Linked DNA regions of Homo sapiens: region 1 is linked to region 2. The links are chromatin loops, found by intact Hi-C in ENCODE. Cell type or tissue: endothelial cell of umbilical vein. All regions are shown on one strand.

What was found. Peaks named below come from ENCODE experiments on the same cell type or tissue, not always from the same donor. Only the 100,000 strongest peaks of a DNase experiment are listed, where the experiment ranks them.
Region 1: a loop joins it to region 2, with 2.8 times the contacts of the local background. A loop is called at or near these places in 1 of 110 quality-filtered maps.

The regions. Positions count from the first base shown.
Region 1 is chr14:71,368,374-71,376,373 of GRCh38, reverse strand. All of the region lies in intron 2 of SIPA1L1 (signal induced proliferation associated 1 like 1), which reads right to left. Among named protein-coding and RNA genes, the nearest start is that of SNORD56B, 26 kb to the left of the region's middle. In endothelial cell of umbilical vein, no CTCF peak of the experiment used is centred here; DNase peaks (open chromatin) are centred at 3,733 and 4,173; H3K27ac peaks cover 2,102 bases.
Region 2 is chr14:71,648,415-71,656,414 of GRCh38, reverse strand. It overlaps SIPA1L1 (signal induced proliferation associated 1 like 1), which reads right to left. Exons shown (of 24, transcript NM_001386936.1): 8 at 5,906-6,080. Among named protein-coding and RNA genes, the nearest start is that of SNORD56B, 250 kb to the right of the region's middle. In endothelial cell of umbilical vein, no CTCF peak of the experiment used is centred here; a DNase peak (open chromatin) is centred at 4,994; H3K27ac peaks cover 2,364 bases.

The DNA.
Region 1 (8,000 bases), 280 kb after region 2:
CAACATGCCTACTAGAAAAAAAAAAAGAAGATTATAAGAGAACACAATGTTTAACTATGCCAACAAACTCAACAACTTACATGAAATGGACAAATTTCTTGGAAAATTGAACCTATCAAAAATAACACAAGAAAGAAAAAGTCTAAGTAGCCATATATTTTTTAAAGACATCAAATCTGTTATTTAAAATATTTCAAAAATGGAAATTCTAAGTCCATATGATTTCACTGGCAAATTCTATGAAACATTCAAGAAAAAGATTAAACCAATTCTACATACACTTTTTCAGAAAACAGAAAAGGGATCAAAGCCCAACTCATTTTATAAGGATAGCATAATGCTGACACTAAACAAAAAATAAGAATCACAGACCATTAATTGAGGCACAAAAATCTTTAACAAAATTTTAGCAAATTAAATCCAATACTATATAAAAAGGTATACCATGAGCCACCACAGTTATCACAATAATGCATTTTTGGTTTAACATTTAAAAATCAATCCGTGTAATACATCATATTAACAGATTAAAGAAGAAAATGCTCAGGATCAGTCTAATAGACACAGAAAAGGTATTTGACAAAATCCAATAGACATTCATGATAAAAATTCTCCACACACTAGAAGAGTAAAGAACTTTATCAAATAACTGAGGACAAATACAAAAAGCTAAAACCAATATAATACTTAAAGGCAAAAGACTGAATTATTTTCTCCTGAGAAGAGTAAAGCAAGAATGCTTGATATCACCACTTTCTAGTCAACACTATACTGGAATAAAGCAAGAAAAAGAGGTGTAAAGCATAAAGATCGGAAATAAAGAAGTAAAATCTCTTATTTGTGGAACATGATCATTTGTGTAGAAAATTCCAGAATCTAAAAAACAACTACACTATTATAAGAAATGAATTTAACAAGATTGCAGGATACAAAGCTGATGTAAAAAAAAATCAAGTATATTCTTACATATTAGTAGCAGACAATTAGGAAATAAAAGTTTGCTTTAAATCCCACTCATGGGCAGATGGATATTGGTATATATTAATACTTATATATCTCTTTCCCACCAAAATGGGAAAATAAAGAAAGATGACCACACAGAATCTAGGAAATAGAAAGTCCACCAAAGGAAAAAGCCCAAGAGAATCCCCAAGATGGTGGTAAAAAGAAGTTCCAAAATGGCAGCTCCCCAGAGGCTAGAAAGCAAGCAGCTCAGAACCAACAGGACACAGAACCCCGAAAGAGACAGTGCCAAGAGAAAACCAGAACTGAAGAATTCTCTAATCTGCTTTACCCTTTGAGTTGTTATAGTTCTATAAGAATATTTAGAACAAAATTATTGTTTGATAAATAGAAAGCTAAGCAAATAAAATGGTCTGTCTCTATTGGAGAAACAGTTGGAGAAAGAAATTATGATCACTGAAAACTCTGTGGTCACTGTCATCAACATTCAAATGATAATACTGTAAATACTGAATGATGGCTTGACCAAAACTTAGGTAAAATTATCATTGAGAGGATGGGGAAAGGGAAATAGGAGGAGCCAAATCCTTACCTTGTATAGGAAGAAGTCAAAATATAATGTTTGCAATTGAAAACTACAGGCTATAGGAGTGAAAATATATTATTTAGATATATGGCAGTGAATGCGACTAGAAACAGCAAAAAAAAAAAAAAAACTTTCAAAACGGTTGCCTCAGAGAGAGAAGCAGGAAGCATACAGCATAGGAATTTTTCTTTCCAAGCCTTGTATTACTATTTACTTACAATTTAAACCAGGCATGACCACTTTACTAAAATTAAAAATTAAAAATAATATACTTTAGATTTCTGTGAAAACTTTGTTTAAATGTAAACTTCATACCACACTGTCAGTTTCTGTCTTAATAAAACTATAGATTTATAAAAAATAATAAATACTATAAATAAAAATCTATAGTGTGCAACCTTGAAGGCTCTATCAAGAAAATACTTTTAACTGAATACGATTTCTCCAAATAAGTTTACCGACAAAATTAGTTGGAATAAAACATATAAGAGTATATAAATAATTACAAAAAATTAACTCTTACTGATAAATTGAAGAATGAATCGTTCAATAAAAGCATTTAGTAAAATACTACAAAAACAGTCCTATATCAAATATCTCCGGTTTCCTGATAAATACTGCAAATGGCAGTTAAGTAAAAAAATTTTGTCAAAAATACTGACATCATTCTAAAGAATATACAATATGCCCATGGGATCTTCTAAACATGATCACAGGCATTCTATTTCAGTTCTTTGGCTGTCTGCAGTAACACGAAGTACTTTCAAATACTACACAAGAGCTCCAAAGACCACTTCCTTGCATTCATAGCAGAGCTGCCCTGAATGGACACTTTACCAGTCATTTCAAACAGAATGACTCTAAACTCCACTCCAGCCAGTGTGCAGAGGGTGAACTGAGTCTAAGGATTTTTTCTTAACTTTTTGTAGGGACATTTCATTATGTTACCCAGGCTGGTCTTGAACTCCTGGCCTCAAGCAATCCTCCTGCCTCAGCCTCCCAAAGTGCTAGAATTACAGGCATGAGCCACTGAGCCCAACCAGGGTTTCATTTTAAATAGCTTTCAAATCACAAAGGTATCAGGAAGGAAGAAGAGAGGAGAAAAAATATAAAATTTTGAAAAGTATATACATTTTTAAATACTGGTAACTTTTTTTTTTTTTTTTTGGAGACAGAGTCTCACTCTGTCACCCAAGGTGGAGTCCAGTGACGTGATCTCAGCTCACTGCAACCTCTGCCTCCCGGGTTCAAGCGATTTTCCTGCCTCAGCCTCCTGGGTTCAAGCAATTCTCCCACCTCAGCCTCCCGGGTAGCTGGGATTACAGGCGCCAGCCACCACACCCAGCTAATTTGCTTATATTTTTAGTAGAAGCGGGATTTCACCACGTTGGCCAGGCTAGTGTCAAACTCCTGACCTCAAGTGATCCGCCCACCTCGGCCTCCCAAAGTCCTAGGATTACAGGCGTGAGCTACCACACCCGTCCAATACTGGTAACTTTTTTTTTTTTTTTTTTGAGACGGAGTCTTGCTCTGTCGCACAGGTTGGAGTGCAGTGGCGTGATCTCGGCTCACTGCAACCTCCACCTCCCGGGTTCAAGTGATTCTCCTGCCTCAGCCTCCCGAGTAGCCGGGACTACAGGCACGTGCCACCATGCCTGGCTAATTTTTTGTATTTTTAGTAGACATGGGGTTTCACCGTGTTAGCCAGGATGGTCTCGATCTCCTGACCTCATGATCCGCCTGCATCGGCCTCCCAAAGTGCTGGGATTACAGGCATAAGCCACTGCACCCAGCCCAACACTGGTAACATTTCAACCCATTCCTTTAGATGTTTGTTAGGAGATTATCTGGAAATTCTAAAATACTATCCACAGTTCCATCCAATCAGAAACATTTCAATTAAATGAAAAATGTTAATATACCTAAGAAAACACTCAAGGGAACTCTACAGATGTAGGCTCCATCCTCTGGAGCAATTTCTCACTGAAGATTTATGTGACCCAGGTACTTATTCCTGTGTTTGTAAAGCATAATCTGTGATTATGCAACTGAATATTACAGACACCCCAGGCCATTCTGTGTTTAAAAGTAAGTGTTTATGGCTATAACTTGCCAAACAACCATAATACCACTTAACCTCGGTTCAACTACTGCTTGAATGGACTTGTTAGGATTACACTGAAATACAAACACAAAATGAATACTAGGCCAAGGAATGTGATGTCAATATACTGAAAGAGGAAGAAAAATTCCTTACATAATGCTCCTTAGTCACTAGGACAGAATGTACATGAATATTTAAATTCTACGTACTGAAAACGTAAATGTAGAACACAGACAGAAATAGCGAATTGTAAATTTTGGAAAAAGAAGTAAATTCCTCTAAGAGGAATGTCATCTCAAAAAACAGCTCCTTGTAGATGGCAATAAAGTATAATGTTGTTTCTGAGTCTATTCAAGTAAATTAATCTGGATACGGGAGAAAAAAAGAAATTGAGAATTTTGTTTAAATGTATTGTTCAGAGCAGAATGCCCAAGGTTTTATTTGAATCTATGCATACTGATAGCAACTAAAAGTCATTACCACCCAATTGCTTCCTGGAAGCTGACTAATTCTGAGTGCACAAGTCTACACAGGAAGGTGAGCCAGCATACTCATTCTCTTCTGTCAGGCAATCACCCAGTATATACTGACCAAAAACATGTCCTTTAAAAAATTAAAACCATGAACGAGACAGTATCATAATATCTGAACTGTGGTTTCTCATATTTTCTAACCTCTTAATAAAATAAAGGGTTCAGCAAATAAGTCTGAGTTCATCAGATTTGTTTCAACCATTCAGCAATCATGTTAAACTTGAGATGCATTAAGGAGATCAAGTAAGGGTTAAGAGGCTGACACCATCACCTGACCTCTAGACTATGCCACTTAGAACTGTTTTATTTTACCACTCAAGTGAAATGTGACACAAGAGTATACAAAGAATACATGTGAAACCATACCTTTGCTTAAACTCCAATTATAGTGAACATTATTGAGAAACAACCATCCATAGCTCCATAAAACACTCAATTATGCCTATAATAAAATAATAATAGATATTTTAATATGCTTTGAAGACTCTGGCCAGGCACGGTGTTGCAGGTCTGTAATCCCAGCACTTTGGGAGGCAGAGGCAGGTGGATCACTTGAGCTCAGGAGCTGAAGACCAGCCTGGACAACAGGGTGAAACCCTGTCCCAACCAAAACAAAACAAAACAAAACAAAAATTAGCCAGGCATGGTGATACATGCCTGTAGTCCCAGCTACTTGGGAGGCTGAGGTGGGAGGATCACTTGAGCCAGGGAGGTCGAGGATGCAGTGAGCTGAGATCACACCACTGCACTCCAGCCTAGGTGACAAAGCAAGACTATGTCTCTAAAAAAATAAAAATAAAAATAAACTTTGAGGCTGCCTTCTGTTACTTTCATCAGTAGAGACAGACCATTTTAATCTTTCATCTTTCATGAATAAACAATCCATTACAGAAATATTGTCCTTATCATTACTCAAGGTAAGGCAACCATTACTACAATTCCACTTCGAAATTCATTTTGATTACCACTGCCCAATGTTCTAACAAGTATTTCTTATTCACACTAATAATACTCAGGATAATGGCTGATTAAATATAAAGTGAACTACTTAGTCTAATAGTATGTCACCAATGAGAAAACAGCATTATTTATCAAGGTCATCCTGTTATTTAATAAATAGAATTAAAGATCAACTTCCCCCATTTAGTGGCCTTTTTCACTCCAAAATACCACTCTTATTATTAAATTCATTTAGTATTTGCCTTTATATTATAGTATTAATGTATATCACTTTTATTATAAGTACTTTCTATAGAATAGATACTGCAGAGCCTGGACTATTTCTGCTTATGTTAAATTATTACTATTTAAAAACAAGATATACAAATATAAATAACATAGAAACTAAACTGTGATGTCACAGACACAAGGTACCATTTATGATTTGGCAAAATCCTGGGCGACTGTTGAGCATCACAGTTGGAATCAAGACCTTTGAATCCTAGATTCATAACTGACCTTGGGCACGCAAGTTGGCCTCTCTGACTCTCCATTTCTAAACGCTTCAACTTCACCTGAGTAACACCCACATGAAGAAATGAGATAATGTATGCTCTTAGTACATATATGTATAATAAGCTCTTAGTAGCCACCAAAAATAAGTACTGCCCCTTACTGTTGTGTTGGTGTTACTACTGAAGGGCAATTATACAGCAGTCACACTAAAGGAGTTACACTTAAGCAATGCACACACCTGTCTTTAAAAGTCTATCCCAATAGTGAAACAAGAATACCACAAAAATAAGAGCCAAAGACAAAAACCACATGATTATCTCAATAGATGCAGAAAAAGCCTTTGACAAAATTCAACAACCCTTCATGCTAAAAACTCTCAATAAATCAGGTATTGATGGGACGTATTTCAAAATAATAAGAGCTATCTATGACAAACCCACAGCCAATATAATACTGAATGGGCAAAAACTGGAAGCATTCCCTTTGAAAACTGGCACAAGACAGGGATGCCCTCTCTCACCACTCCTATTCAACATAGTGTTGGAAGTTCTGGCCAGGGCAATTAGGCAGGAGAAGGAAATAAAGGGTATTCAATTAGGAAAAGAGGAAGTCAAATTGTCCCTGTTTGCAGACGACATGATTGTTTATCTAGAAAACCCCATCGTCTCAGCCCAAAATCTCCTTAAGCTGATAAGCAACTTCAGCAAAGTCTCAGGATACAAAATCAATGTGCAAAAATCACAAGCATTCTTATACACCAACAACAGACAAACAGAGAGCCAAATCATGAGTGAACTCCCATTCACAATTGCTTCAAAGAGAATAAAATACCTAGGAATCCAACTTACAAGGGATGTGAAGGACCTCTTCAAGGAGAACTACAAACCACTGCTCAATGAAATAAAAAAGGACACAAACAAATGGAAGAACATTCCATGCTCATGGATAGGAAGAATCAATATCGTGAAAATGGCCATACTGCCCAAGGTAATTTACAGATTCAATGCCATCCCCATCAAGCTACCAATGACTTTCTTCACAGAATTGGAAAAAACTACTTTAAAGTTCATATGGAACCAAAAAAGAGCCCGCATCGCCAAGTCAACCCTAAGCCAAAAGAACAAAGCTGGAGGCATCACACTACCTGACTTCAAACTATACTACAAGGCTACAGTAACCAAAACAGCATGGTACTGGTACCAAAACAGAGATATAGATCAATGGAACAGAACAGAGCCCTCAGAAATAATGCCGCATACCTACAACTATCTGATCTTTGACAAACCTGAGAAAAACAAGCAATGGGGAAAGGATTCCCTATTTAATAAATGGTGCTGGGAAAACTGGCTAGCCATATGTAGAAAGCTGAAACTGGATCCCTTCCTTACACCTTATACAAAAATCAATTCAAGATGGATTAAAGATTTAAACGTTAGACCTAAAACCATAAAAACCCTAGAAGAAAACCTAGGCATTACCATTCAGGACATAGGCATGGGCAAGGACTTCATGTCCAAAACACCAAAAGCAATGGCAACAAAAGGCAAAATTGACAAATGGGATCTAATTAAACTAAAGAGCTTCTGCACAGCAAAAGAAACTACCATCAGAGTGAACAGGCAACCTACAAAATGGGAGAAAATTTTCGCAACCTACTCATCTGACAAAGGGCTAATATCCAGAATCTACAATGAACTCAAACAAATTTACAAGAAAAAAACAAACAACCCCATCAAAAAGTGGGCGAAGGACATGAACAGACACTTCTCAAAAGAAGACATTTATGCAGCCAAAAAACACATGAAAAAATGCTCATCATCACTGGCCATCAGAGAAATGCAAATCAAAACCACTATGAGATATCATCTCACACCAGTTAGAATGGCAATCATTAAAAAGTCAGGAAACAACAGGTGCTGGAGAGGATGTGGAGAAATAGGAACACTTTTACACTGTTGGTGGGACTGTAAACTGGTTCAACCATTGTGGAAGTCAGTGTGGCGATTCCTCAGGGATCTAGAACTAGAAATACCATTTGACCCAGCCATCCCATTACTGGGTATATACCCAAATGACTATAAATCATGCTGCTATAAAGACACATGCACACGTATGTTTATTGCCGCATTATTCACAATAGCAAAGACTTGGAACCAACCCAAATGTCCAACAATGATAGACTGGATTAAGAAAATGTGGCACATATACACCATGGAATACTATGCAGCCATAAAAAATGATGAGTTCATGTCCTTTGTAGGGACATGGATGAAATTGGAAATCATCATTCTCAGTAAACTATCGCAAGAACAAAAAACCAAACACCGCATATTCTCACTCATAGGTGGGAATTGAACAA
Region 2 (8,000 bases):
ATGTGTCACCACTGACGTGTACTTATACATGTGTTTCAAGTCAATTTTAAGCAAAATTAATGAAACAGAAAAAAAAAATGTCATTGGTATTCATTTATTACACTGTGCTTTATATGCCTGCTAGTTCTAAAAGGATTACTGCCAGAGAGGAAAACTGCTGGGGAAGAAAACACTGAAGATCATTTATTTTTCTACTTCTAGCCCCTTCTCTCTGTCCTCCACGTCTCATTTCACACAATGTATGCTATCTGACCAGCCTTTTTCTGAGGTCTTTTAGATTCATAGAGTTTTGCTGATAATTTTCAACAGTTTGGGAATAGTTTCAGAAGTTTCAGAGATGAAACTAGGGCTAAAATAATGAAACTTTTCTTTCCAAGAAGAAAAGAATTCCAAAATCCTGAAATTACTATGCACTTCATAGAGGTATTAAACTTTACCAGAAAGAATGAAAAAAGAATGTTTGCTATAAAGAAATAATTAACAGAGTAAACAGACAACCTACAGAATGGGAGAAAATATTTGCAAACCATATACCCAACAAAAGACTAATATCCAGAATCTCTAAGAAACTTAAGCAAATCAACAAGAAAAAAACAAACAGCCCCATTAAAAAGTGGGTAAATAACACAAATAGACACTTCTCAAAAGAAGACATACACGTAGCCAACAAACATGAAAAAATGCTCAACATCACTAATCACTGGAGAAATGTACATTAAAACCACAATGAGATACCATCTGATATCAGACAGAATGGCTATCATTCAAAAGTCAAAAAATAACAGATGTTGGCAAGGATTTTGAGAAAAGAAAATATACATACACTGTTCATGGGAATGTAAATTAATACAGCCACTATGGAAAACAGTATGGAGATTTCTCAAAGAACTAACAATAGAACTACCATTTGACCCAGCAGTCTCCCTACTGGGTATCTACTCAAAGGAAAAGAAATAATTTTATCAAATGGCACCTGCACTAATTTGTTTATTGCAGCACTGTTCACAATAGCAAAGGCATGGAATCGACCTAAGTGTCTATCAATGGTAGACTGGATAAAGGAAACATGGTACATATACATCATGGAATGGTACGCAGCCATAAAAAAGAACATCATCATCTCCCTGGCAACAACACACATGCAGCTGGAGGCCATTATCCTAAGTGAATTAACGCAGAAACAGAAAGTCAAATACTGCATGTTTTCACTTACAAGCAGGAGCTAAACAATGGGTACACATGAACATAAAGATGAAAACAACAGACATTGGCGAGTCCAAAAGTGGGGAGGAAGGTTGAGAGGAAGGGTTGGAGAACCCTACTCCACCTCAAAATCTCCACCTACTGGGTACTATGCTCACTATTTGGCTAATAGATTCACTAGAAGCTCAAGCCCCAGCATTATGCAATATACCCCTGTTAACAAACCTGGACATGTCCTCCCGAATCTAAGACTGTTTACTATATTACTAAGGAATAAAGCATCCAATGCTCTTATTATAATATTTTTAGTGACCATGAAACCCTGAAACTATGAAAGTTTTAATAGAATGACTATCAGGAAAATGAAAAAAAAAATGCTTTTTTATCTGGTTGAAGAGCGTATTGAGCAACTCTAAAGGGACAATGTGCTTGTAGAAGGAGGATGAAAGAATGATGCTACTTCATATTTGTATAGAGCTTTAATTAATAAGTAAATTCAGGCATTATATAGGTCACCTTGACAATCACATGATCTGCCTCCTTGACAATCACATGATCTGCCTCCAAATCTTTCTTTATGAAAAGTCTTATATCTCTTTTAAGATCTTGAACCTCAACTGCATTTATAACACTGCTGAAAAATGGAGGAGAAAACAAACAGTCACTAACATTGCAGCAAATTAATGAAGGCAGGGCTTTGAAGGAAAGCTTTTACAAACGGCTTCTAAGTCTCCTGTGTACTGACGTGACAAACAAGCCTCAGTCAGGAAATAATTCCCCCAAATAATCCACGTACGTAGCTAAAAATGAGGATGGTCTCCAGCTTTCAAATAACAAACTGCTTGGTGGGAAGTTTATTGTATTTATTGTAGTGTGAGAGAATGGTAATTATCTAGGTTATATCATCCAAATAAGAAAACAAAAAAGAAGGAAAAATCCCCTATTAAAAATTTCTTCATTGCAGAATTGTTCCAGCCTGTGACATATTTATTTGTAGCTTGCTTGTTTGCTACAAATCCTTATTTTTGAAATGTGTAGATGGTCTTTGCACAGATAACTGGGAAAAAGAAGAAATGGTTCAATAGTTCATTACTTCCCTGAGCCTCGTCCTCCTTTACAAAAATACTAAGAAATGAATATGATGATAATGCATGAAGTAGAGCTATCTCATGAGCTGGTTTGAGTACTGTTAGCTCAAGGGCTTAAGAGGGAGGAAGACATAGGCTAAAGGCCGGTCTTGGGGCTTTGCTATACTTCATTCTACATTTATGCTTTCTCTGAACACTTCATTAACCACACTACTGGGATCTATTCTACTTTCCTAATGCTTGCTAGCTATCTAACCATGGGCATGTTACTTAATCTAAAGAAGCCAATTCTGTAAAGTGGGGATAATTGGTATCTAGCAGGTTTGTCGGAATTAAACGAGACGGCATACATATCAAAAGTATCTGGGACTTCTGCTTCCAGCCATAATGAAGTGCTTGATACAGCACTTACCATGCCATTGTGAATAACTAGAAAAAATGATATAATAGCTGAAACAACTGTTTGCAGACATTGGAGAACAGGCAGCCTTGGATAGTGATCCTTGAGAAAAAAGAATACAGAAGATGAGCCCTATGACCCCTGGGCTTTCTACCTAGAGGTACTTGTGGGACAGTTGACACAGAGCAAGGTACTGAAGGGGGAAGCCAAGACAGACTCGAGTTCAGGAAGTCTGAGGTGACTGATATTTGCTAGGCAGAATACCAAAGAGAAAGAAATATCAGATGAAAGGTTCAGAAATCTGAATAGGGGTCCCTTTGAGTCTTGAGTTGGACAGTAAGCTGCATATGCATATGCATAAATTCCAAAAGCCAAGCAAAGACAAAATATTAGGGAAAGAACAACTACCAACGAATTATAAGCCAAACAATTCCACAGTTCACACTGGGTTGGGAGACATTAATGAGTTCTGAACAGCCACAGTAGACACTTCATTGAATATTCAAGTACTGAGGTGCAAGAAAAGTCATGCCTTAGTAGTAGGGCTAAGTTAGCCAGAGTAAAAGCTACTCTAGGTATGCTTTAACAAAGCTTAAAAATAAGACTCATAAAAATCAAGCTGTTCTGCAACTTCACTGCCTGCCAAAACAAAACTCAACACTTAAAGAAGATAACAAAATTAAGACACTGAACAATGAAACATTTACAATATCCAACATCTTATCAAAAACAACCAGACATGTGAGGAAGTAAAATATATACAAAGGAACCCCATTAAAAAAAGAAACTGAAAATGAGAGAAATGATGAAATTAGCAGATGAACATTTTGAAACAACTATTATAAATGTGTTTAGGGATCTAAAGGACAGCGTGAACCTAAAAAGGTGAGAATAGAAGACATTTAAAAAGATTATCAAATGCAACTTTTGGCCCTGAAATATAATATCTTAAATGGAAATTTCACTGGACGGGATTAACAATGAATTAAGATACCATGGAAGAAAAGAAAAACACAAGGAGCTTTAAGATATATTAATAGAAATTATCCAAACTGAAGCACAGAAGGAAAAAAAAAGGTTAGGGGGAAAAAAAAAAGAACCAGGGCCTCATTAACCTGTGGTACACCAGTGAGTGATATAACATATGTGTAATTGGAGTCTCAGAGAGATGGGAGGTTAAGACAGAAAAAATAAAGAAATAACAGCAGATAGTACTTTAATTTGATAAAAACTACAAACCCATAGATTCAAGTGACATCTACAGTGGGAATGATCCTTGAACATTTGTTCTGAAAAGCACTTTTTTAGAAAAAGAATTATATTCAAAGTTTCTTGACACAACATAAAGTTAGATTAAGTATGGTGAGATTACATCACAGCACACAGAACGAAGTCTTATCTCTAGTAGTGTCCAGCCCAGTAGGAGGCAGCTGAGGTGTACAGAGGCTGGCTGTTGCCTATTTTGGTGGTCTATGATTATTTAATGCAGGTTTAAATGGCATAGTGAATAGACTCTAGTTTTTGCCCCTATTAATAAGCTTGGAGTAAAAGAGATGATTTTGCGTACTGTCTTCTTTGGGGCTTCAGAGTAGGAATACTTCCCTACTTTTCGTTCATTTTAGGAAATGCGACATTTTAAAAGGACAGAAGGATTCTTTGAATCCTTCTCAGGAAATATGCCCTGAAAGGTCAGACATGCCTCATAAAGTTGAACTACTTAAAGGAGAGTAGTTCAGTGAAAAAGAATCTTTCCCTGTTGAAGGTATTATATAATTCCAAAACTACATTAAGAGGCTGTTTGGTAATCCAGGCTCATCCCCCTCTAGCCTTTGCAGTTGTTGGGATAATTGGACAAACTGTGCACAAAGTGCTTATTTTGTGTATTCCACTGCCTTACTACATGTCATGTTGCTTAACGATACCCTAGCTATACATTTCTCACATCACCCTTCATCACAGATAACACACAATCTTATCAACTCCCAGTCTGACCATTCATTTATAGTATCACTGAGCTTATTACACATTCTCTTCCCAGATCCTTTCAATAACTGTTTGTGGTAGTGATAATTTATACAGCACAACAAATGGGGGCAACATGAATGAACTGTACCAGGTGAATATCAGAATAGCTGGATAAAAAGAGTTTAAGGACATACTGAAATTTAACATCTTTATGCAGTTGCAAGCAGAGTACAGAATGTTAAAATAATATTTAAGCAGCTAGGCTATTTATGGGTTTTAATAGTCTCTCTTGCATGTCGTTTCCAAGTTGGCAACAGCAAAACCATGGCAACAGGAAATTCTTCCCTGCAGTGGAGTTTATGAATGCTTTTCTGTTTTCATGACTCAACTCCTTATTTAATTTCCTGTACAGAAAATCAGAGAGATTACTATAGACTGCAATACAGATGTGCTAATCCCAAGACCCTCTCAAAGAAAAACAGGTCACAGGTGTCTATGGATGAATTTAAAGATAAAATTTAAAACTGCTTTCACACAGACACATAGCAAAAGTCAACACACTCTTTGATTAGTCCCAGCTAACCAAAATAGGCATTTGAGAATGTTAACTATTTTACTGACAACTTGGGGACTGGACATGGACAACCTTTTAGGTTCATGCACCATAGTTAAACAGATTGTTTCATTATCATGCTTTTAATCAACACATTTTATGAGCTAAACTAATACCAAAGCTAAAAAGCCTATTTTCTCAGAGATTAAGTAGACTGTGAATAATAATAATAGAAACAAAAACCCTAGATGTAAAAAGAATACAAAAAAACAAAAACAAAGGCTGACTACATAGATAAACATGAAGACTATGAAATGAATTAATGGAAGTCAAAAATTCCAGGCTTACACTCAGACAGTTGTAAGTTTCCGGAGTTTTTAATCACCCTAACATTTGGCTAAATGTAATGAAATTTACACAATGCTCACCCAGGAGCAATTCTGCACGATCTGTGTCACTGCCCCACTCCATGCACACACCTCTGACAACACTATTTTTTTAGAGTCTAATTCTAGCTACTTTGGTTATGATCTTCAACTGTTCTGGTGCTACATCCTCCCTCTCTGGCTTTCTCTCCCCCATCACCAGCAGTGTTCTGCGATAAATGGCAATGTTGCTTTACGGATAATTTAGCAGATGCACAACAGCACAACAGGGGGAAAATAAGCCTAGTAGGAGGGTGTAAGTATTTCTTACTTTTGGTATCAAGCTGTGCTCGATACTTCTCAAATCCTTTGAGCCGAACTCGCTCTCCCAATAGTTGAAGAAATTCTTCAAAGGCTGGGCCAGCTGACTCATTGTTGTACATCTCTTCTTCAGTGCTCTGTCCAGCTTTGCAGTACATGATGCCTACTTTCTGCTGGTAGTTCAGCTGTGAAGGCAGGTAATACGATGCATATAAATATAGGCAGATCCACTTTGTCCCAGTCAAATGCTAAAAGGTCCTATAGGGCACATGCCCAGAAAATAGCTAACACCTTTCTTCTCTTGAAATCCTTCTGTATTTTCCGTCTTTGATCCAAAATTAAGTGGAGCAAGTATCTACGAACTTCATGAACTGAGAAAAGGCCAGAAAAATAAATGAAAATTTCCTGTATGTAAAGATCATGCACCATTAAACAGATCTGTTGGTACTATAGGAAATTTCTGTTAATCAATTACAAAGTACAAAATGAGGTTATTAAAAAATCCTGGTAACTAAAGGCAATTCTTTTTTTATGGTGTCCCCCCTTTTAAAAGGGAGGTCTTTACAAATTTAAAAGCAGAGGTCTACTTTATAAAACATATTTTAAAATAAACTGTTTTGCACTAAAAGGTCCACTAATATTTTTGCAGTTTTTTTTTTGTAAAATTAGAAAAGACTTATCTCCCAATACCCTTTTCCCAATATATTAAATTATAAACCTTGCCTATATCTTTGTTACAGCACTACTATCATCAATACTGTACTTAGAGCAACTTCTCTTTCAAATAGTTTTCCAAAGGATGAGTGTCTGCAGAGAAACTTTAAAAGAGGCCTCACAATGGCAAATCAGCTAATGGCAAATATTTCTTCCTCAAATGCAGTTAAAATGAAGGATTAAGAGATTTACTTATAACATTAATCAAAACATTTATTCATCATTGAAAAGTCCAGTCATTTTGCAAAGAAATTTTAAGGTGTTACTGATCATTTAACAAGCAATGAGTTTTCAACATAAAAATGTGTACTTTGGGCTGGGCACAGTGGCTAATGCCTGTAATCCCAGCACTTTGGGAGGCTGAGGGGGGCAGATCACTTGAACCTAGGAGTTCCAGACAAGCCTGGGCAACATGGCAAAACCCTGTCTCTACAAAATGTACAAAAATTAGCCAGGTGTGGTGGTGCACACTTGTAGTCCCAGCTACTCGGGAGGTTGAGGTTCGAGGATCATTTGAGCCCGGGAGATTGATGTTGCAGTGAGTCATGACTGTACCACATACTCCAGCCTGGGCAACAGAGCAAAACTCTGTCTCAAAAAAAAAAAAAAAAAAAAATTGGACTTTGAATTCTCCAATGACATTGGGACAATTCTTATCACTTAATCCTATTTCCAGAGTGTCATTACAACCACCACATCAGTAAGGTTTTATCTAATAAAAGGGGGAAGAGAAGAGGTGAAATTTTAATAGCTAACATTTATTGAATACCTATCATATGCCAGGCACTACGTGCAGTGTTTAACATACATTAAATTCTTACTCTCACAATAGCCCACAAGGCAAATATTACCCCTGTTTGACAGATGAGCAAAGAGATCAGAGAATGCAAGAGAGAGGAACTAGTACAGTAGGGAGAGACACAAGATCATAAAGAGTCAGTTCTGTGACTCAGCTCCATTAACTATCACCAGAACTCAACCAGGTTTGTCTTTGGACAACCGCTGCAACATATGTCTACAACTTCTTATTTGCAATTCTGAAGTTGAAAGGTAGAAAGCAAATTTAGGCAAACATATTTGGCAGCAAAACTTGACATGGGGCTGACATTAGTACTTTTAATTTATTCATCTTTGTGTGAATATTCATGTTTCCCCTGCATAATTGATTGTGGGGTACTGCCCCAGATCTCACTGGGAATATTACTATATGGGTCATACATTTTATTATCCCTCTAAAATCTGAAAATTCCTCAATTCTGAAACACAGCCAGCCCTGCCACTTTATATTAAGGGACTACGAACCTGAACTACCATTTTCAGCTTTCCAAATCAAATGGTTCAAATCGTGATAACGGAAAATGTCACAGGGGAGAAAACAAATGAACAAACAA